Regions from separate parts of the Homo sapiens genome. Here regions 1 and 3 are each linked to region 2. The links are chromatin loops, found by intact Hi-C in ENCODE. Cell type or tissue: heart left ventricle. All regions are shown on one strand.

Region 1 (8,000 bases), 160 kb before region 2:
TGCACATGTACCCTAGAACTTAAGTGTAATTAAAAAAAAAGAAAAAAAGAAACTCCAAAACTTTTCCCAACATGATTATGTCATTATGCTTCCACCAGTAATGCCAACAGTTCTGGTTGTTACAAACCTTCGCCAACATATGGTATTATCAGTCTTTTTAATCTTAGTAATTCTGGTGGGTGCGTGGAGTATCTCATTTTTGAAGTTTGTGTTTGAATCATTCGTTTTCTCTGTCCACAGTGCCTTAATATGTATGCCTCATCTCTCCGAAGTGGTGGACCCTGTTTACCTGCTCTGGAGAATGGCTGCCTGTGGCAGACACAGGAGTTGCTCTCACACTGTGCTTCCTGTCTTCCATAGTAACTGAGTTGTAGCTGCGATGCAGCTACTAACCAGGAATAGTTTCTCAGCCCCACACCTTGCACCTACAGCTAAGTGTGGCCATGTTCTCATCAACGAAGTGCGAATAGCAACAAAGTGCACCACCTTCAGGTTGAGGCTTTGAAGAAGCAGGGGTACCCTTCCCTTGCTCTCTTTCCCCTTGTGCTGGTGGGATATATATAACAATAAGGCCCTGGGTGATAGTAGCCACCAGATGCAAAATGCCTCAAACCTGAGTCACCACATGGAAGAGAAGAAGCCTCTGACCTGGAACACCTAGCCTGGTCTATAGATGAACAAGAAATAAACTTCTGTTATGTTTGAACATTACAGATTTGGTTCTGTTATAGCAAGTTAGCTTACCCTGACTAAACTGTTGCCTGTCTCTTGGAAGGTGTGCCCTCCTTCCCTGAAAGTGACTTTTTCATACATGTAATTTATATTTTAATCCATATTCTCCGAAGCATATCCACATCTATTCAACTGTTTCCATGTTTTCCACCAACAGAAACCTCATATAAATAAATATATATGAAGGTTTATTGCATTATTCAAGGTTCTTTAAAATTTTATTGAAGTATAGCATATATACCGAAATGTGCACAAAAATATACACTATCTATATACACATTATAAATAACACATATATCTGCAGAAATTTACAATGCTATCTACATCTGGGGCATTCCCTTCCTTTCTACTTTTTCTCATTTGCTATTTTTTCAGCCTGGTGACTGAGGAAGTCAAGAGAATAAGAGTTGTAGAAGGACATACTGAGTGTGTCACAGGCCCTTCCAAAAAGGCTGAACTCCAGCCTAGGAAACCAAAACTGGTCCTTTAAGATTGCTCAGATGCTGCTTAATTCCTGTGCCACAGTCCTACAGTGTCGCCTTTTTCCATTGTTCTTTTTTTTTTTTTATTTTTTTTATTTAAGAAAGAGGATATATATCAGGTAGGGGAGAATGTAGGGTGCAGAGCTACCTCGTCTCCTCTCCCAGAGGAATTCAAGGCTCCAGGGCTGCTGCTGGCCCATGTGGCAGATTTGGTAAATTGGAAAAACCACTTCCAAAAAAAGCACTTTTTTTGCAAGTCATGTTACTTCCACCTGTCAGGTATTTGTTGCAATATAACTATACTAGTTTCATTAGAATTAGAACACTTTCCTGCCACTTGCTGGAGAGTGGTTGCAACATCTAAGTCCACGTGTCTGTGATGCGACTGGTGTCTGTGGATGAGGCACTGTTCTACCTTAACCAACCTACACTGCTACAGTTGGCCTTCAGGTTGCAGAGCAACTTGTAGTTTTGATTTTTTTCAATGCATCAGGGATATTTTTAAAAATATTTTAATTGAAGTATAACATACATACAGAATAAAAAGGCAGAGGTACCTAAAAATAATAAAACAACAATAAAAACAAAACCAAGAAATCAGCAGTTACACAGGAAGAATTGTAACAAGCTCAGGATTTTTAAAATGCATAAATGATGCAAGCAATACCACAAGCAAAAACCAACACCAAAAATTTGCAAGGACCTAGAGGAATAGGTCAAAGTGAAGCCTCCGCTTAAGCTGGGTTATATGCAAGTGACTTCTGCAAAGAATGTAAAATCCTATGATATCCTTGTAGATAAACTGGAGAAATATGAGCAGATAAGTGGATCAGTACATTGCTGAAATTCTTACCTAATGGGTGTTGAGTAAAAGATTGGTCAATTTGCATCCTACTGAAGAGAAGTTTCTGAGGCCTCCCACAGGGCCTCAGTACTTGGACCTGTTTCATTCAGTATGGGAGGTTTATGTATGAAATTTTGGAGTTACTGGAAAGAAGAAGATAGCTAACATATCTTAGATAAATCCACAACCAACTCAAAAGGTTAATAAATTTTACCCAAGAAAACTTAATAGGAACAAATAAAGGTCCTGCAAAATAGGTTAACCAAAACACCAACCAAAAATAAGCTCGAAGGACTCAAACAGTATCATGCAGTTGCCAGAAAATCTAGTTCAATATTTCGGTGTTAAATAGAAGAACAGAAAAGTATTAATGAGAATAAAGGAGGAGACAGTTCTGCTACCCATAAATGTTCAGTTCTGGGTTGCATACTTTAAGAATGATCAAGAAAATGAGAGCACATTGGGAGAAAAGGGTCCTGGATGGTGAATACAGTTGGCGTTAGGATATATAATGGTAATCAATGAAATAATGGGGGACAGAAAAGAGAATATGCTGGAAGTCATCCTAATAGGTGGGGTTAAATTTTGGCCCTATCAACCTAAAATAATCAAAAAGGTCAGAATCTAATTTAAACAGATAATTCAAGCGCAGAGTTTGAGGACAGCCCACCCAGGAGCACCAGCTCCAAAGGAATGGAGTCAGCGTGCTGAAGGAAGGAAGCTCAAGGTTTCATTTCCATAGGCAGAGACAGGAGTTTTTGGCAGGATTGCAACATTTTTCATACAAGGTTGGCACATAGTTACAGCAATTTGGTTACAGGCAGTGTTTCTCTTGGGAAAGGTACACTGAACACCTTTTACAGAGGGTGTAGTCATGGGTTTTCTGTCATCTGATCTAAGTGAAGCAGGACAACAAAGGAGAAGTTAATCTATAACAAAGGTCATTAATTAAGAAGGCAGGTGGTTTTTGTACCTGATGTAGTTTTATTCTCTCTAGTCATTGTACAGAACAGGAAGAATAATCAGGGAAATAAAAAGTTGTTAGCATATGTGACTCAGATCAACTACATCTCTCTCAAGGCTTAGTGTTTTTTGTGGGTTCCAGGAGCTTTTAAATACTTATTTTCATAGCCCCGAGGGTTAATAAGACAACTGAGGAGAAGAAGCAGAGATGCAACACGACAGGCAGAGCTGATCAAAGATGGAAATGAACTCATTCCTGACACTCACACTAGAGGCTGCTGAAAGATCATCTGGCATTCAGGGTTTTCTCAGCTTTGAGATTTTATAACTATATAGTTAGAGATCTGCCCAGCTATAAAATGTATTACTCTATCTTTGAAGCACACACAAATGACAAATCTTCAGAACTACTGTTAAAACTTCTGGGGACACAAAACCACAAATCATTCAAAGAGTTTGCTTTATTGGCTGTTCTCAAATGGGCAAGCAGCTGTGTGTGTGTGTTTTTGGTGTGAAAGCGCCTAGAAAATGTAGTTTATTTTGGCATATTTTTTCTAGTGTTAAAGCAATCAGCATGGATACGTAAATTGTTGATAGTGAAAGACATTTCATTAGTTTAGTATTGTACACTGTTACACCGCTATAGGAAAAATTCTGTCTCAACTGCCAGATTCACGTGTCCCGCCCTAAAAAAGCCAAAAGCCCTAAAAATACATGTGTATATGTATATATATACACATAGATACACACACACACACTATATATGTGTGTGTGTGTGTATATATATATATATATATCTCAAGTAATTATACACTTCTAAATATAGATACTGGAAGTCACTAAAGTAAAAAAAAAAAAAGGTCTAATATATAAGAGTTATTCAGATTTGTATTCGCGTAGAACAAGCCAGTTCCTTTCATATTAACTATGCACACCACCTCCTTTCAGAAGAGATCTGGGAATGATAAAAACCAGTCGGAAGACGGTCTTAACCGTTTAGAAATCCAGTAACTTCCGATTTAAATGGTGCTTTTAGGAGAAGGAAAACAACGCCAGATTAAAGCCTGCCTTTAACCATAAGAGTCCCTGGAATCAAACCAAAAGTGCTGCCAAGAAGCCACAGGTGTTTATCACATGGACAGGAAAAAATATGATTTTGAAGGGCACAGTGACAGTCCTTCTCTGTCTCCACTAATGGGTTATAAGATTAAAGGTTAACAGCAGTACAAATACTATAATTATATAATGCTGGGTTTATTTTTCGTTCGGGTTTACAAAAAAACCTTTTTGTCCGCGTGCTTCTGAGTGCTTGGAAGGTCTGCCAGCCACTGCCTTTCTTGTCACCAGAGCTCTCAGCAGGTTTACAGATGGACGTGCCCAAGACTGCCATCTGGTGGATATGATAGAAATTGAAATATATATATATATATGGTTTTTTTTTTTCTTGCAGGATTGGGGTTGGTAAGTAAATAAAACTAGTTGTCTAAGAAGGTATACATTTAAAATATACTGAGGAGGGGGGTTCACTCATCACAGCAATAAGAAATATAAAATAACAAGGAATTAATTTAAGAACGGTGTAGATCATATGGAGAAAATTACAAAACTGTACTGGGGACATTAAAAACACTTGTATAAATAGAAAGATGTAGCATCTTCCTGGTGGAACTCACCTTGGCTAAAGATACCAATGACCCCTACATTAATCTACACATACAACAATTCAATCAACACATTAATGAGATTTTTATTTGGCAGGGATATCTTGGCCAAGTTATTGAAAAATTCATCTGGAAAAATAAACACATTCAATTTTTGTAAATGTAGAATAATAAGGGGCATTTTCCCTATCAGATAATAAAATGTATAGTAAAACTATGATAATTAAGATGACATGGTACTGACACACAACACAAAACGATAAAATAGAATGCTTATAAAAATACAAGCATATACATGAATATGTCATAAAGGACAACTTCAAATAATGAGAAAAGATTGGCTTATGTAACAGCTGGTATAAAGGGATAATGGAAAAATCTATAGGAAAATGTTATATTAGATTTTTACCTCAGAAATAAGTTCCAGTTGTATTAAAGTACAAATATTCAAAAGGCCAATGTCTTAAAATATATGTAAATATTTACTTAGGATATAAAAAATTGTCTTTGTATGCAACTGAAGGTTGATGAAACTGTTAAAGAAAATTCTGAAAATTTTGAATGTAAAAGTATGACACTTGTTGAAACATATCAAATTTAACACAAAAGCTCTTTGTAGTTTACTGTATGTAAATTTTCAATTCTTTTAAAGTAAAATAAAACAAAATAAATCCTATTTGATTTAAAAGTGTATATGAAGGGTAAAAGGGAATATTTTTGACCAAGGAGAGCTCTCTTATACTCTTCAGCTCTGAGCATCTTAGCCCTCTCTCTAGTACCGCTCCAATCATAGTGAGTAGAAAGCCCTTATTCTGCCTGTAGGAAAAGCTGGCATCGAAACAAAAAGTTATTGTGTAAGAAAAAGCTCAGAAGTTGCATGATGTGATTTTTTTGGGGGGGAAATCCCTATGAGGTTGAGATTGTGTTTTTTTCAAAAATTAGGTCATTTCAGTATGGCTAGATGTCCTTTGGTCTTAGTCCAATCTGTGAATATCTTTCCTTAAAAACAACAACAACAAACCATACACAGTATTACAGTATTGAAAGGCAAATGGCGAACTCAGGAAAATAATCCATGACATAGGTAACAGAATAATGGTTAAAATCCTACATGTATAAAGAGCTCTCACAAATCAAGAAAAATTATAAATATGTAAACAGAATATCCTTTAATGTTAAGAAAAAATGCTGCCAATTAACATGTGTGAGCAGGCTTACAATAAAAGAATAAGCAAATATGAGAAAAACATTTTCACTCACTAGTAATCAAATAATTGGGAATTAAATCAAGAAAATGTAGGTTACAATATTTTACCCAGCAGCTTGGCAATGTGCAACACTGGTAAGAAAGTGAAAAACATAGCTACTCTTGTATACTATTAAGATTGTAAATGTGTACCCTCTTCCTGAAAGGCAATTTAGGACACTGAATTTTGTTTCTGTATTTTATTTAACTCAAGATTTTATGAAAAATTCAAACATATGGAAAATTAGAGAAAAATACAACAATTTTACCTATTGCCCAGATTTCACATTTTGACATCTTTACCTTTTTTAAGGAGAAAATAAAAAGCTCCTTTTCCCAATATCTTTAAAAAAGTAACCACTGTTCTAAAGTTAATGTGTATTATTTTCATGTGTGTTTTATATGTACATACTACTATCCATAAATTGTACCTATCATATTTCATCAACTCTAAGATTCCATTATTTTACGTACCATTCTTTTATATGTTAAGAAAAAATGCTGCCAATTAAACTACGAAATAATGTTTTGTTAACATTTAAGATTATTTTCTGGCCAGGCGTGGTGGCTCACGCCTGTAATCCCAGCACTTTGGGAGGCCGAGGTGGGTGGATCACAAGGTCAGGAGATCGAGACCATCTTGGCTAACACTGTGAAACCCCGTCTCTACTAAAAATACAAAAAATTAGCCGGGCGTGGTGGCAGGTGCCTGTACTCCCAGCTACTCGGAAGGCTGGGGCAGGAGAATGGCGTGAACCTGGGAGGCGGAGCTCGCAGTGAGCTGAGATCGCGCCACTGCTCTCCAGCCTGGACGAGAGTGCGAGACTCCGTCTCAAAAAAAAAAAAAAAAAAAGATTATTTTCTAATACTTATTATAACAGGTTTTTAGGACAGATCTTTTTTTAATCTTACATATGCTATTATTTCTGTGTTATATGCCAAATCATAATATAATCATTTTGAAGACATTTTATGTTTTGAGACAGGGTCTTGCTCTGTCATCCAAGCTGGAGTGCAGTGACATGATCTCAGCTCACTGAAGCCTCTGCCTCCTGGATTCAAGCGATTCTCCTGCCTCAGCCTCCCAGGTAGCTGGGATTACAGGTGCACACCACCACGCCTGGCTAATTTTTGTATTTTTAGTAGAGATGGGGTTTCACCATGCTGGCCAGGCTGGTCTCGAACTCTTGACCTCAAGTGATCTCTCCAGGTGGCCCTCCCATAGTGCCGGGATTACAGGTGTGAGCCACCGAGCCTGGCCTTGAAGACATTTTAAACAGCACTTAAATATTAACACATGTATTCCCGACACAGTACAAAACCCAATTGTGAATTGAGATATGACCAAGCTGGTGCAACTATGCCATGATGGCTGCCTTAGTCAAAGACAATTGTTAAGATGCTTCCTGGCCGGGCACGGTGGCTCACACCTGTAATCCCAGCACTTTGGGAGGCCAAGGGGGGCGGATCACCTGAGGTCGGGAGTTCGAGACCAGCCTGGCCAACATGGAGAAACCCCCACCCTACTGAAAATACAAAATCAGCCGGGCGTGGTGACGCATTCCTGTAATCCCAGCTACTTGGGACGCTGAGGCAGGAGAATCACTTGAACCCGGGAGGCGGAAGTTGCAGTGAGCCAAGATCGCGCCATTGCACTGCAGCCTGGGCGACAAGAGTGAAACTCCGTCTCAAAAAAAAAAAAAATAAAAATAAAGATGCTTCCCAATTTCAAAGAAATTAAAATATGAAGTGTTTTGGAATTAATTTTGGAGACAAATTTACATACAAGACATCCCCTTATAACTTGCTTTCTCTCAGCATCATGTTTTCAAAGTATTAAGAGACAGCTCACTGCGTAAGGAAGCCAACAGCACCTGGCTGCTGCTGGAGCTCGGGACTCTCTTAGCTTAGCGCTCCCTCCATTTTACTGAGCCACCCCAGAAAACGCTGTTTCATGCTAATGGGTACTAGTAGGCTAAGGAGTTATTCCTTCTTGGGAACATCTGCCTTAAATCAGGAAAATTGTCTTTTCAAAGGCCCAGGAATTCACATATCATCTGGGACCAGGGTGA
Region 2 (8,000 bases):
AGACAAGCTCAAAAAGAGCTGTTTCCTGTGTTTGCCTCTCCCTTCCCCATCACCTCCCCAGATACTTTCCCCAAACACACACGCACGTGGTGCCCAGTAAAGACAGAGAATGGTGGTACTAAGCTCTTGGGACTGAGCGCTGGCCCTATTCTGATCCTGGCTTGCTCAAGAGAGGACTGATTCTGGTAAAAGCTTGGAAGGTGTTATAGACTGAATATTATTTTCTGGAGACTCTGCAGGACACGGGTAGGAAAGTGTGGGGGTTTCTTCAGTTCCTATCAAGCACTGCCTCTCCTTGTTGACCTTGCCCAAGGAAATGAATAAATCCCATACCCTCCAGCTTCCATTTTCTTCCCTTGTAAAACGAGGATGGCAGTTGACCATAAAAACCCAGAGACAACTGCCATAAACCCCCAGAGCTGCTAGTTGAGACAGATTAGAGACCATTCCGGCACCATCTGCAGTGTTTATCCTTGGCTTACCACCTCTTCCTTCTCCAATTCCTATTAGTCTCATGCATCTAATGGTCACCCAAAGATGGAATTTTCTTCACATTTCCTGAAACACTGTGAAGGCCTGATCAATGAACGAATCTCTGAATCAATGAACAGACACTGCAAGAGCTCCTTGGCATAACACTGAGAAACCTGAAACAGTGGGAGGATGTCTAGGCTTACATGGAAGCCAAAGATGTGTTCACACACACACACACACACACACACACACACACACACACAGAGCGAGAGAGAGGGAGAGAGAGAGGGAGAGAGACAGAGCGCGTCCTGAAGCCCTTCACATGAGAGGGTGTCTTGATTCACCTGTGACTGGTCCTGTACCCTTGAGGAATGCTGCCCACTTAGCGGGGAGGCCTCTGGGCTGCTGCTTTCCTGACTTTCTATTTATATCAGGCCAGACCTGGGCAGGAAACAGATGGCACACTCAAATTGAGTAATTTGAGAAGAGTTGAATAAAGGGGCTATTTACAAAGGTGCAGGCAGGATGTAGGGAAACCACAGGGGTAGTGTAATAAGTAACAGCAACTTGGCCACCCTAGGCCTCAAGGGGTCAGGAGTGGTGCAGTCACCAGAACCTGTAGAGTATGCCCTGCATGTTTAGCAGCACCTGAGAAGAGCTGTGACCATGTGTCAAAGGATACAGCCAGCCCAGAGGTGATCCCCCAGGGCTCCCACACCTTTTCTTCCCTCTGATCTCCTACCTAGGATACCCACTGGCTAAACCCAACTAGAAGCCAAAGAGTAACCAAGCCCATTGATACCGTTAGTGGCATAGGGCAGAGTAGAAAAGAATCACGAGTCGATTTAGAAAGGCAAACTGAAGCATCCAGCATACTAACCTAACTAACACTAACTAACATAACTAACACTAACTAATAGTGTTAATACATAACACTATTTAGAGTGGGGAGGAAGACTGGAGCTCTGGAGCGACTCTGCCCCATTCTTGCCATGTGACTCTGCACAAGTTACTTAACCTCTCTGTGCATCAGTGTCCTCATCTGTAAAGTAGGCCTAACAACACTAACCTCAGAACTGTAGTAAGGATTAATGTTTCATGTATCTCCTTCAGAGATAACATACAGGCCGAGCGCAGTGGCTCATGCCTATAATCCCAGCACTTTGGGAAGCTGAGGCAGGTGGATCACTGGAGGTCAGGAGTTTGAGACCAGCTTGGCCAACGTGGTGAAATCCCATCTCTACTGAAAACACAAAAATTAGCCAGGCATGGTGGCCCGCGCCAGTATTCCCAGCTACTGGGTAGGCTGAGGCAGGAGACTCACTTGAACCCCGGAGGTGGAGGTTGCAGTGAGCCAAGATCATGCCATTGCACTCCAGCCTGGAATACAGAGCAAGACTCTGTCCCCCACTAAAAAAAAAAAAAAAAAATTAAAAATTAAAAGGGACAGAGAACGTAGGTGAAGCACTTAGCATATAGCAGGCACTCTATGAATACTGAATCCTTTCTTGTCTTCCTTGTCTCCTTCCTGTCCTTTCTCTCTTCTTTCGTCCTCTTCCTTCCTTACCTCTCTGAGGTAAATGTGTGGGGATAGGGTCCTACACTTTGTATGTGACACTATTATATGCACTTGATCATATTGCCTGATTGATAGTTGAAAGGCCCTTTCCTTCCTTGGAGGCTTCATAACATCCTGGAAGTAATCCGCCCAGTCTTGGAGCCTACAGCAGTTACTATGGTTTAAAAAGTTCTTGCTGGGGTGGTTGACATGGTCCTATCTCTTCTCATGGGTGGTTACAAGGTTACTAGAATGTTTGCTTTATGCATTTTGAAGCTGTATATTTGTTTTATGCTGTTGTCTGTATTTGTTTTAAATTTAACAATTTAAGAGCTTCAGAAATATTTTCAAAATTTCATATAACCATGAAAAATAAAAACTTTTCATTGTCTGCTTTCTCCTTGTTTTTAAAGTGCCTGCTCCTTCCTCTCTACCTCCCTGTGGTTAGGATGGATCTGAATTATCACCAGGTTCTCAACAAAAGGCCTTTGAAAAGATGATATTATTGGTGACGAGGGGACCTGGGAGCACTTATTTCTTCCTGGTCACATATTTCTTCCTATTCACAGATGCAAGAAACTCAGGCTGGGTCTAAATGCTTTTCCTGAACGTACACCTGGGACAGCTATAGGGGATGCTCCACACCCCTGTACTTTCCTTGCATGGTTCTGTGATGCTTCTTAACTTTTGCCAAAATCCCTGCCCTTCAATGTCCAGTTTGATCTCTGAGCAAGTGGCTTCCTCTCTTCTCTTTCAGCCTCTCTCAGCCTCCTTAGAGGTCCGAGTGCCTGTAGTGTGGGACTCCTGTTCTCTGCCAAGCAGCTCTCCCACTGTTTCCAGGTTCTGTCCTCAACACTACTTTTAAGCAGATGCCACAGCAGAGTGGAGAAATGCTTTTCAAAGCCATTCACTTGGCATTCTCCCTTTCTATTGCAATGTAATGTCTCTCTCCATCCTTCTTTCATCCTGTGCTTTACCAAGGGAACAAAAAGCTCCCCATGTCTATACACTCATCAAGACTCAAAGTTCCACAGTGGCAGGAATGGTATCTTTCCATGTTTTCATAAGCTAAATTGCCTGTCTGAGTAGTTGACGCAGAATAGGAGCTCAAGAAATGGTTGTTGAATTGAACTGAATCGAATTTTCCTTCTCTTCTTGCCTGCATGAAAACCATCTATCTCTTCAGCCTAGCCTGATCACTCCAGTGGACTGCAAACTAGGAAGAGCGCTTTTGCCCTTTCTGGGAGTTGGTATTCATATGGCAGCTGCAGCAGCATGTAAAAAGGTGGAATGGGAGGTAGAGAGGAAGGAGCAGGCACTTTAAAAACTTCTAAGGCTCATTTGTTTTTAACATTATAGCTTTTCTCTTTCTTCTCCTTAGCATAAGACGCTTCTGCTGTCTTGTAAAGGATCTCACAGCTGATCCTTTTTGCTTGTATTTGCTTATTTTGCCTCTGGAACAGTCGGAGACAAACTCCCAGCTCCTTCCATTCCCCACCCACCAAACCTGGCGCTGGAAGAGCAGGCGTCCCGGTGCTTTTGATGCTTTTACTTTTGCTAAAACTAGGCAGGGCCTGGAGATGAGAGAGTGAGCTCGGTCATTCAGCTGCTGTGTGCCTCACCTTTCCTCATCCGCAGCTGGGTAGCTAGGAGTGACCCGTAAGAAATAGTGTGTGCTTGCTACTGTTGGGATGAAAAGTTCCAGTGTGTGAAACGTGTGATTTATGGCTCTGAGGCATTCAGACCCAATTCCTGGGTGAGAGCATCCAAAGCAGGGGCCTCTTGGCCCCTAAGTTACAAGGTGTCTTCCCACGACTAATCAGGACACAATTAGGCCAAATCAGCTGCTTTCCTTCTCCCTCCAAGTTCCAAAGTCCAAAGGCTTTCCTGCTGACTGACTGCAGTGGTTACTTTACAAGGGGAAGGGAAGGTGAAGTAAAAAGGCAGATTCCCTCTGGAGGCTCTCTGCTGGCTCTAAGGATGCCTCCCCAAACACCACTGTAATATCTACCCTTTCTTCTCTCCCCAGTTAATGCCACCCTCATTCAGGCTCCAAAACTCAAGTGACCCTAAAAAGCCCATAGCATGGAGCCACTGGTAGCACCCTTATCTCCTGAAGATGAAACTACAAGTGTTTGCAAATAAATACTCCCCGCAGCAATATGTATCAAGAAGGACATCGTACTTGTCCGAACGCCCAGTAGGAGGGCCTTTTGCCCAAATGAATGGGAAATCATTGGCCCAATTAACATCCTGTGATCTTAGATCTAAAAATGACCCGGAGCCGGGTAAACAAGGTGACGTCAGCGGACTGGGCAGTGAACGGCTCTCTACTGCCACCTCGAGGAGAGTGTCCTCAATGGCGCGGCGGCTCCGGGCCCAGGGGAAGCGGACCTGGGACGGCTGGAAGGGAACTGGGGGAGAACTGGCCGGCGCTGGAAAGGCGCGGGGAAGGGAAGAAACCCACAGAGGGGCAAGAAGCTCCTCCGTGACCTCAGCTAGAGGAAAACGAGGGCTGCGTAATCCGGGCCATTGGGCGTTACTGCGCTGTCCCGTCTGGCTTCTGATTCCTGGGAGCCTTCTTTTTATAAAAGGAGTCAGACACCGTGAACTCTTGCCAGAATAACTTCTAGCTAAAACTGGGCGGGGACACAATCCTCAAGGCTGGGCACCCTTAATGAAAGCAGTTCCCAGATTTCCAGTCCTGGAGGGAGAAGCAGTGGCATGGCCAGGCTAATCGCAGAGGGCTACAAGATTTGGGGTTTTGCTTCGGGCTTCGCTGGGACTGGGGCGGGGGAGGGAGTGCAGGGGTGGAATAGCCCTAATTTACTTTCCCGTCAGGCTAATGCGAGAAGGAGGCTGCGGAGCTTTCTGCAGGACACAAGCAGCATGCTGGGAGATGCCCCAGAAATGCGCTGGGCCCGGGGTCGGGGAAGGTCAACTGCGCATTATTGCTTTTCCCCTGCAGATGATACACAAAAGGAAAATGAGTTGGTTTTTAACTTGATGAAAACAAACACAAACTCATTTTACTTTTGGATCAGTTTTGCTGCGTTACAAACCACCTCAAAGTGCTGAGAACCAGGTAGGGGAATGGAGGAGGAAGGGTTCTCCTGGCAGAGAGAGCCGCGGGTATGAAAGGTTTTTTCTTGCAGGGGAGAGGGAGGTGAAAGAAGGCGAGTGGTGCTAGAGCGCGGGGGAAAACAGAAGAGCACACTTCCCAGGGGTCAAGTAGGGCCTTGGGAGTCACAAGAGAATTCCTTCTTCATTCTAAAAATAATGGGTTTGGGAAGCCAAAGGTGGAAGGATTGCTTGAGCCCAGGAGTTGAAGACTAGCCTGGGCCACATATTGAGACCCCGTGTCTACTAAAATAAATAAATACATACATACATAATTTAAAGGTTTTTTTTTTTTTTTTTTTTTTGAGACAGAGTTTCACTCTGTCACCCAGGCTGAAGTGCAGTGGCAGGATCTCTGCTCACTGCAACCTCTGCCACTGGGGTTCAAGTGATTCTCCTGCCTCAGCCTCCGGAGTAGCTGGGATTACAGGCGTCCGCCAGCATGTCCGGCTAATTTTTGTATGTTTGGTAGAGACGGGGTTTTGCCATCTTGGCCAGGCTGGTCTCAAACTCCTGACCTCAAGTGATCTGTCCACCTTGGCCTCCCAAAGTGCTGGGATTGCAGGCGTGAGCCACCACGCCTGGCCTAATTTTTGTATTTTTAGTAGAGATGGGGTTTCACTATATTGTCCAGGTTGGTCTCGAACTCCTGACCTCAGGTGATCTACCTGCCTCGGCCTCCTAAATTGCTGGGATTACAGGCGTGAGCCACTGCGCCCAGCCAACTATTTAAGGGCTGTATTGGTGAGAAGGTTTTTTAGCTACATATAACAGAAGACCCAACTAGAAGTGACTTAAACATAAGGATATTTATTATCTCATATAACAAAAAGCAAAAGACAGGTGCTTCCAGAGTAGTTTGGGGTGGTCAATATTGTCATGAAGGATCCTTTTATCTTCACTATCCTTAGCCTATTGGACTTGTCCTTAGGTTTGTTACCTTATGGCCACAAAGTAGCTGCCTCAGTCCCAGGTATCGTATAGACATGACTCCATCTAGCCAAAGAAAGTTAAATTTTTTTTCCTCGCAACTTTTTACAAAGGAGGAAAACCTTTCCCAGAAACCCCCAAACAGACTTGCCCTCAGGCCCTGTTAACAAAAAAAAATTATTTAATGATACTGGTTAAAGCACAGTAAGGAAGACTTTATTCAGGACCATTGTCATAGGTGTAGGGACTACTGAAATGGGATTTTCCAGTGCAAGTGAGATTGAGCTCAACTCTGACAGCAAGGGCCACTGGGAATTTAAGCTAAGAAGCAGGGTTGTGGTTGGGGGGGCAGTGGATGGAAAATTACTAAGAGAAAACATAAGCTGGACACAGTGGCTATCACCTGTAATCCCAGCACTTTGAGAGCCTGAGGTGGGAGGCTTGACGCCAGGAGTTCAAGACTGGCCTGGGCAAGGTAGCAAGACTTCATCTCTACATAAACTAAAAAAATTAGCTGGGCATGGTGGTGCACGCCTGTAGTCCCAGCTGCTCAGGTGGCTGAGGTGGGATGATCGCTTGAGCCCAGAAGTTCAAGGTTACAGTAAACTACAATCGCGTCACTGCACTCCTGACTGGGCAACAGAGTGAGACCCTGAGAATAGAAAGGAAGGGAAGGAAGGGAGGAAGAAAGGAAGGAAAGGAAGAAAGGAAGGAAGAAGGGAGGAAAGAAAGACCAAAAAAAAGGAAAAGAAAAGAAAGAGAGAGAGAAATAAGGAAAGAAAGAAAGGAGAGAGAGAAAGAAGGAAAGAAAGAAAAGAGAGAGAGGAAGGAAGGAAGGGAGGGAGGGAGGGAGGGAGGGAGAGAGAAAGGCATCCGAGTGGGTTAGGGGAAATTCTGGCTAAACTGACCTGACAGGATTCTTGTTGAAGGCAGCCCATGGTTATCAGTTATCATCTGGAAGATGATGGAGAATGAGGAACTCAGTCAGATATTAAAGGCGATCAGACATTGAGAGTGGGATATTCTTGCCAAATTGACTTAGCGGGGTTTTTGCTAAAACTGGATTTTACAAGGAAGTATACAGATGGGCCTAGGAGAAAGTTCAGAAGGCTGACTAGAGTTTGGCCAAGCAGAGAATTTATGTCAGCCTCACTGGCCACAATTAGGTTATGTGCCCAAGGCCTAGTAGAAGGAACTAGGGAGCCTGTCTCATAGAAGGAGTTTTCTGCCAGCAAGGAGGGAGGGAGAGGGAAACGGTCTTTTGGAGAGGCAGCAAAAAGTGTGCACTATGAGGGTGTGGGTTGATATAATCAGATATGCAGTCTGAAACTGTTTCTCTGGCTGCCAATTTCTGCACATTGCACATGCTAGCACCTCTACTGGCTATAGCTGCCGCTATCCTTTTCTGACTAGTTCCTACACACCATCCTTGAGGTCTTAGGTTAAGAATCATTTCTTCCTGGAAGCCACCTCTTACTCCTTCCACACTTGGTTAACTATTCTTTTATTATATTTTTTCCTATTTTTTTTTCCACTCTTGAGACAGAGTATAGCTCTGTCGCCCAGGCTGTAGTGCAGTGGCGCGATCTTGGCTCAGTGCGATCATGGCTCACTGCAATCTCTGCCTCTTTGGTTCAAGTGATTCTCCTGCCTCAGCCTCCCAAGTAGCTGGGATTACAGGCACGTGTATTTTTAGTAGAGACCAGCCTGTATGTTAGCCAGGCTAGTCTCGAACTCCTGACCTCAAGTGATCTGCCCGCCTCGGCCTCCCAAAATGCTAGAATTACAAGAGTGAGCCACCGCGCCCGGCCCTAACTTTTTTTTAAAGAGTCTCTCTATGTTGCCCAGGTTAAAGTATACTGGCTATTCATATGGGTGATCACAGCACATTGCAGTCTCAAATTCCTGGCCTCAGTGT
Region 3 (8,000 bases), 260 kb before region 2:
GCCCAGGCTGGTCTTGAGCTCCTGGGCTCAAGTGATCCATTCTCCTTGGCCTCCCAAAATGCTGGGGTTACAGGCATGAGCCACTGCGCCTCGCCAGTTTACTTTTTGATGTGATAAACAGTTCTGTTTTGGGGCTTAGTTATTCCCACAAGAAAAGAAAATTATATCCCTTGGTTCTCAGACCCATTTAAATTTAAAAAATTTAAAAAGTAAAAAATTATAGTTAATGAAGTAGGGAAATATTTCTTATCACTCTGGCTGTGAATAAAATAATAGTGAACATTTATTAGTAGTGATAATGTCTTCCACTTCTTTGATATTTCCCTTCTTTTAGGAAGTACTTCAGTACTTCCTAAACGCGAAAGATTTTTTTCTCTACCTGATTTTCCTATTAAATATGTAAAAGTTCATGGAATTTTATTTTCTCCTTAATTGTGTATAAATTTTCCCCATAGTATTTCTGAACATTCTTCTGAGCTTCTTAGTATTCCTGCTTCTTAAGGACTTATTCATCTAAAATAATAGTATAACCATCAAATGTCTATCTTACTTTGTTTACTTTTTTTAACGAAAAAGATCATTTTATTGATGAGCCTAGGAAAGAACATTTACAATCTGTGAAATACCTACTATTTAATCTTATTTCTTTTTTGTACAACGTTAAGTCTACGGTATAGACCTACTTATCTTTAAAAAGCAAAAGTTTTTTTTCCCTAGTTTGAAATATTTTGATCATAACAAAACTTTTTCCAGGATCTTCAGCCTGTTAAACAAGAAAACGAAAAACCCCTTCCAGAAAACATGGATGCATTTGAAAAAGTGAGAACAAAATTAGAAACACAGCCACAAGAAGAATATGAAATCATCAATGTGGAAGTAAGATATCTCATGTCTTTAAAAAAAAATTTTTGATATTACCAATCAAGATGCAAATGAGATACTTGGTGATTTAGAGACATAGTCCACATCAAGATTATACTGCTTTTGGCCTTTAAAATATGCTGAAAAACTTAAAAAGCAAAGATTTCAGAGATTGTGATCACAGAATGTGATCCTTTACATCTTTTAATAAATGTAAAGATCGAAAGTAAGATGAATTTTCAACTGTAATATATTAATTCTGGTTTTTGCAAACAATCAGTTCCGATTTAAAAAAAAAAAATTTCAAGAGACAGGGTCTCACTGTGTTGCCCTGGCTGATCTTGAACTCCTGGGCTCAAGCAACCCTCCCACCTCAGCCTCCCAAAGTGCTGAGATTATAGGTGTGAGCCACCATGCCCAGCACTGATTTAAAAATTTTTTAATCATTCTAAGGAGAAGTTCAAATGAAAGTAGTTCATACTTTGTTATTATTTGAAAATTACTTGATTGTTTTGTCTAAATTTTTTAATAAAAGGAATTCACTTTAAGTAGTATAATACCATGAAAGCCAAGTATCTGTTTAACCATTTTATGGTTATCACAGTCATAAATAGTCAGTCGAAATGAATTGAGGGCTGTGCGTGCAGTGGCTCACGCCTGTAATCCCAGCACTTTGGGAGGTCAAGGTGGGCAGATCACCTGAGGTCAAGAGTTCAAGACCAGCCTAGCCAACATGGTGAAACCCCATCTCTACTAAAAATACAAAAATTAGGCATGGTGGCAGGCGCCTGTAGTCCCAGCCACTCAGGAGGCCGAGGCAGGAGAATCACTTGAACTCAGGATGCAGAGGTTGCCCTGAGCCAAGATTGCACCACTGCACTCCAGCCTGGGTGACAGAGCAAGACTCTGTCTCAAAAAAAAAAGAAAAAATGAATTGAATTTTTCAATAAGATTGGAAAATTGAACCGCAATAGGTGAAAATCACATACATAGTAGAGTGGAAATAGTAGGTTAAGAATAAGGATCTCCAGATTCAAATTACGCCACCAACTAACAGATAATAAACGTAAGCCACTGAAATCATATCAACCAATCAATTACATTTAATATGTAGGCATTAGACAAGAACACTATTTATATTTGGGTAATATTAATTCTCTCAATTTCAAATTGTATTTGTCACCCTACAGCAGGTGAAATAGTTTGTGTTAAGTCAAGACTGTGTATAGTTGTTGGTGACAGCATATTTTAAAGGAAGGAGTCTCAGAAAGTTATAGACTGGGTTTTCAGGCTAGTCTGAGCCACAGTTTCCTCATCTGCATCATTTTGGATTGTCTTAAAGATGCCACTTGATTTCTGTTAATTGACTCCCACTGTACAGGTATCAGATGTTTCTAAAATGTAGCAGAAGTGGTTTGTACAGTTGTGAGAACTGACAGATTTTGTTATACCTTTTCTTTATTGCCTCTTGTATTTATGTATTAAAAACCCCTCTAGTGGTTATGAACATACGAAAACCATATCTTATCAACTACATTGTAAAAATGGTCAATTTTATATTTCATATGTGTTCATTCATATACTTCAACAGGTCTGTTTTTTATAAGAGTCTTCATTTCATCTTCATCTTGAATAGTCAGACTATGAAAAGGTTAATTAAATTATTATTAAGTAAACTGCATGTTTCTTTTGTCAGGTTAAACATGGTGGTTTTGTTTATTACCAAGAAGGTTGTTGCTTGGTTCGTTCCAAAGATGAAGAAGGTACACCACAATTTTTCTTTTTACGTGCTCTAATTTTCAGATTTCATATTTTTTATAGGAAATTTATTAATTTCTCAAAGATAGAGAAAAGATTTTTTTAAAGATTATTTCTGAATTTTTTTTTAATGACTAGTTTTTAATATCTGGGTTTGTGTAAGATATAGTTAGACTCAGAAGCTTTGGCAGGGAGAATGGAGACGGCATCCAGCATTTTTTGAGCATCTGCTGTGTCTTGGGTACTATGCTAGGCACTTGGCATATATTGTTGATTGTCATTTATATTCACTTACTTTCTAGGTTCTGTATGGTCTGTAAATACTAAACTAGACTATAACAATATCAAATAATGTCTCATAGGTTGATGCACAGAATAGTATTGAATAGTATAAGGTAATATTAAATAACTTATTGTCAGTTGATGTGCAAGTTAAGCTGCCATCATTGTTGAAAGAAGCTAGGATATGGCCTCTTACAGAATGGGAATTCTAATTTAAAACATTAAAATACAGTTTTAATTTTTTAAAGTACATCCTTTGAAGTTATCACTTTCGTATTTTTCTTTATACAGCAGACAATGATAATTATGAAGTTTTATTCAATTTGGAGGAACTTAAGTTAGACCAGCCCTTCATTGATTGTATCAGAGTTGCTCCAGATGAAAAATATGTGGCTGCCAAGATAAGAACTGAAGATTCTGAAGCATCTACCTGTGTAATTATAAAGCTCAGCGATCAGCCCGTAATGGAAGCTTCTTTCCCGAATGTGTCCAGTTTTGGTAAGCCACCAACCAAAATAGTCCTCTGTGTTGAAAGGCAACGGTAACACTTTTGAAACATTTTTTTGTCGCATGTGAGGGAGGGAGAAGGTGAATGCCTGATTCATGTATCCCTATGGACTATACATCTTCCTATGTACCTCTTATTCAGGAGACCTTCCCTTATTTAATTATATATCTAGATGGGTAATTTTAAAATACTCATGTTTTTAAAAGTGTTATAATTAGAGTCCATGTCATACAATATGTTTTGATTTATCAGAATTATTTGCCAAATTATTATCTAGAATAAATTTTTACACGTAAGTTGCATCTTAATATTTTATTCAACTTTAAGCTTGAATGTATTTTTTTAATTTCATGTTATCTTATAGAGCTGTTACAGCATAAAGTCACTACCAAAGAACTTGGTATGTGTTGAACTAACCTGTTTATCAATGGAAGCTGTGACATTTTTAGTAATAGAACTAACTTTAAATTTATCATTGAGTGGTACATATGTTACATTTTGTCCTCCCTTTTCATTTTCAGCCATCATTTTCTCCATTGTTTAACTAAATGTTGTTGCAGTGAATTGAAATTATACCCTAACTATTGAATTCTAAGACATATATTTTGTACATTTTATAACCTTTAAAATCATGGTGCATATTATACAATGATGACTTACAATCACTGTCAGCCAGGTGGCAGTCATGGTGTAATTGTGTGCAAACTTCTGTTGACAGCTTCTGGTGGGATCAAGAATCAGCATTAAATTGTGTTTGGTAGTTGGAGATATCCTGTGGCTTGAAAGCAGACAGAGAAGGTTTACACATGAGAGAAAGATGCAATATTCCTTCAGACTTACAGTTTCAAGTTGTAGATTGAGACGGAATTCACCTCCTAAAAGCAAATGTGACTTTACCAATGTCTTTCCTAAATATTGAGCATTTAGCTCTTATTTAGAAACCTGAGTACCCTGAGACTGATAACTACTTGAAACCTTGGAATGGTGTAGTAGTGGTTTATTCTCAGGAAAGCTCTCTGGCTTATATACAGCACAGATTAGATACAGTCAAATATTTAGATTTCCAGGGATAAACTTGCACATGTTCTCACTGGCATTCAAAATTAGAATGTGCTGTGCTTTTTTTTTTTTTTTAATGGAGTGTAGGTGATTATGTATAATTATCTCATTATTTTCTTTCAGAATGGGTAAAGGACGAGGAAGATGAAGATGTTTTATTCTACACCTTCCAGAGGAACCTTCGCTGTCATGACGTATATCGAGCCACTTTTGGTGATAACAAACGTAATGAACGCTTTTACACAGAAAAAGACCCAAGGTACTAGAATAATATAATTAAATCTTTCTCTCCAGAACCTTCCTCCAGTTATTTAAAGTACTGACTTTGGTTGACTTAAAACGTTTATTTTGGTTGGAACCAGGAATAATAAGGCTAAAACGATCATTCTTTTATTAGTTGTTTGTATTCAAAATTGGAGTCTGGTAATATTCAAAATCAGAGTAAATACAGATATATCACTAATATTTTATTAAAAACTGAAATTGATTTTGTGAATTACAACATAGTTCATTCATGTAAATTCATAAAGATGACCTAGAACTGCTAGATTGTGAACAGACTGAGTCTGTTTCACCTTTGCATCTTAATTGATAAGCAGGGTGCCAGGTTTGTATAGTGCTATTTAGTCAGTATCTATTGCTTAAATAAATGGTATATACTTAGATAGGTATCTCTCTTTCAAACTAAAACCCCTTGTTCCTGATGATTGTTGAGTACCTTTTAACCATTAAATTCTTAGTAATATATAGAAGAATTTAAAGTATGTGTTGCTACTAAATTATAAATTAAAACTAACTCAAAAATGTATTATTGTGCTAGGTGAAAAAATTAAATATATGCTATGGTTTCAATTGGGTATCAAGGAAAAAAGATGCATTTTTAAAAGATTGAAAGGAAATACACCCAAAGTACTAACAATGGTTTTTTTTTTACTTTTCTTTTTTTCTTTTTGTAATAAGCATTATTATTTTTATAATACATTTTAAATTTAAAAATAATTGTCGATAGAAATAATTGGAAAAAAAGATTAATGTCTAGTTCTTTATATTTCGTATATTCTCTTAGACACATTTTACCCTAGAGCCACTTGTGTTCTCACTTCCTGTAACCACATATCTAACAACTATTTGGTCAAGTAGTTTATTTTTAATTTGTCATCACCAAACTAAGCAAACAAAAATATATAAAAACAGCGAAGAAAGTGTTGAAAATAAAGAGCAAAGTAGGGTAGGGGACTTGCCCTACAATTATATATTAAAGCATATAAAGCAATAACAGTAAAAATAATACAAATTGATAGACAAATAATAGAGCTTAGAATAACTCTAAAACATAGATCCTAGTCTATGTGAAAATTTATATGATAAAAGGCATCACAAACTAATGAAAAATGAATCGGTGTTATTTTATAATGCAATGGGAAATACTATTTGGGAAAAAATAATTTTCATCATTGTATATGTCAGCATACATTCCTAAGAGATTTAAAGAACCCATTGAGAAAAATAATTTTTTAATAAGATGAAAATATAAGCTTTTTAGTCAGCTTGGTTGGAATATTTTTGAAACATAAAATCAATATAAGAAATTACAAAGGGTAGTAGCAGTCTCGATTACGTAAAATATTAAACTCAAGTCAAAAACCACAAAAACTATTGTAAATAGTTAAAATCTAGGTAACAAAATGGAGGAAAGTGTTTTCAACAAAAAGACAAGTTAATGTTCTTAATTTTTTTTTTTTTTTTTTGAAACAGAGTCTCACTCTGTCACCCAGACTGGAGTGCAGTGGCGCAATCTCAGCTCACTGCAACCTCTGCGTCCCAGGTTCAAGTGATTCTTCTACCTCAGCCTCCCAAGTAGCTGGGATTACAGGCACCTGCCACCATGCCTGGCTAATTTTTGTATTTTTTGTGGAGACGGGGTTTCACCATGTTGGCCAGGGTGGTCTTGAACTCCTGATCTCAGGTGATCTGCCAGCTTTGGCCTCCCAGAGTGCTGGGATTACAGTTGTGAGCCACTGTGCCCAGCCAATATTCTTAATTTTTAAAGAGCTATTTACATACTAATAATTTAAGCTACATTCAAAGTTTAAAATAGACACACATTTCACAAAAGAAATAACGATTGACAAATAAACATGGTAATGTGATCCAATACAGAAGAAATTTTACCAAACTATAAGCAGTTGTTATTTGGGGGCATTGGGATTCTTTACGTTTTTCAGTAGTTTCAGTATAAATTACTTTTATAATAAGGAAAAATATAAATATAACATTTAAAGCCACTCATTATGTTAGTATAGTGCTTCTAGGATATTATTTGATTATATTCATCAAGTCATAAAAATACACTTATTAAATTAGTATTTCCATTTCTAAAAATTTGTCTTGGGAAAATAATTGTGAAGATCATGGAAGGGGAAAATATCTTCATGAATATGTTTCTTGTTATATTGTTTATTATAATGAAACATTAAAATCTAAATTTTTAAGAATTATGATATATTAGGTAGCCATTAAACCTGTTATAATATTAGGTAGCCTTTAAAAATAATAATCACAAAGACTTTCAACTCATGTAGGGAGAAAATTGATATATGAAGTAAGAAATACAGAATCAAAAATTGTATCTATAATTACATCTATTTAAAGACACACATGAAATATAAATATAACTTAGAAGGAAAAATTTAAAAAGTAAAATAGCTATGTTAATGTTTTAAATGTGTTACGTTAGTAAGATTGTGAGGGGTTTTCTTCCTATTCTATTTTGTTGTAAAAACTGGGAGAAAGGAAAAAAAAATCCAAAATGCATGCAGAGAAAGAAGAAAATAAAAATAACTCCGTGTCCCTTTTATTCCCTATTTGTGTCTCCTATAGAAAGTTTATTTCCTCTTCTCAGCAAAAAGCTATGTTATCTACTCATGTGATTGAGAAATGACGTTTGTAGTTTACCTTGAAATGCATCCAAATAAAGATGGATTAATAGGTGCATAGATATGTAATAAAGTAAATGTAGCAAAATGTTAGCAATGATGGAATCAAGATGGTTTTTTCAACTTTTCTGTATTTTTGAAAAACATTTATGATAAAATGTTAGAAGTAAATTATTTTGAATGCCCTTTAGGAGAAAATGAGAAAAATAATAGCTAATTGTTAAAGTTACAAGTGATATTCACTAAGGAATTATTTTAATTTCCTATCTGCATTATAAATCAACATGTATACTGACCACCTCTGAGATACTGTCCTTAACAAGGTAGCATGCATCTGAAATAAACTGTGATCTCATGTCTCTCTCTCTCTCTCTAGCTACTTTGTTTTCCTTTATCTTACAAAAGACAGTCGTTTCCTCACCATAAATATTATGAACAAGACTACTTCTGAAGTGTGGTTGATAGATGGCCTGAGCCCTTGGGACCCACCAGTACTTATCCAGAAGCGAATACATGGGGTCCTTTACTATGTTGAACACAGAGATGATGAATTATACATTCTCACTAATGTTGGAGAACCTACAGAATTTAAGGTA

The links. Peaks named below come from ENCODE experiments on the same cell type or tissue, not always from the same donor. Only the 100,000 strongest peaks of a DNase experiment are listed, where the experiment ranks them.
Region 1: a loop joins it to region 2, with 7 times the contacts of the local background. A loop is called at or near these places in 56 of 110 quality-filtered maps.
Region 3: a loop joins it to region 2, with 4 times the contacts of the local background. A loop is called at or near these places in 28 of 110 quality-filtered maps.

Annotation. Positions count from the first base shown.
Region 1 is chr2:44,240,639-44,248,638 of GRCh38, reverse strand. It overlaps a transcript of PPM1B not described here. Among named protein-coding and RNA genes, the nearest start is that of SLC3A1, 31 kb to the left of the region's middle. In heart left ventricle, a CTCF peak has its summit at 4,407 (motif pointing left); a DNase peak (open chromatin) is centred at 4,358; H3K4me3 peaks cover 673 bases.
Region 2 is chr2:44,083,737-44,091,736 of GRCh38, reverse strand. No RefSeq gene overlaps it. Among named protein-coding and RNA genes, the nearest start is that of PPM1B-DT, 81 kb to the left of the region's middle. In heart left ventricle, a CTCF peak has its summit at 4,371 (motif pointing left); a DNase peak (open chromatin) is centred at 4,386; H3K4me3 peaks cover 1,088 bases; H3K27ac peaks cover 805 bases.
Region 3 is chr2:44,339,144-44,347,143 of GRCh38, reverse strand. It overlaps PREPL (prolyl endopeptidase like), which reads left to right. Exons shown (of 14, transcript NM_001171613.2): 2 at 754-876; 3 at 2,558-2,624; 4 at 3,193-3,399; 5 at 4,592-4,727; 6 at 7,781-7,997. The coding sequence starts at 802. Among named protein-coding and RNA genes, the nearest start is that of PREPL, 18 kb to the left of the region's middle. In heart left ventricle, a CTCF peak has its summit at 4,075; no DNase peak of the experiment used is centred here.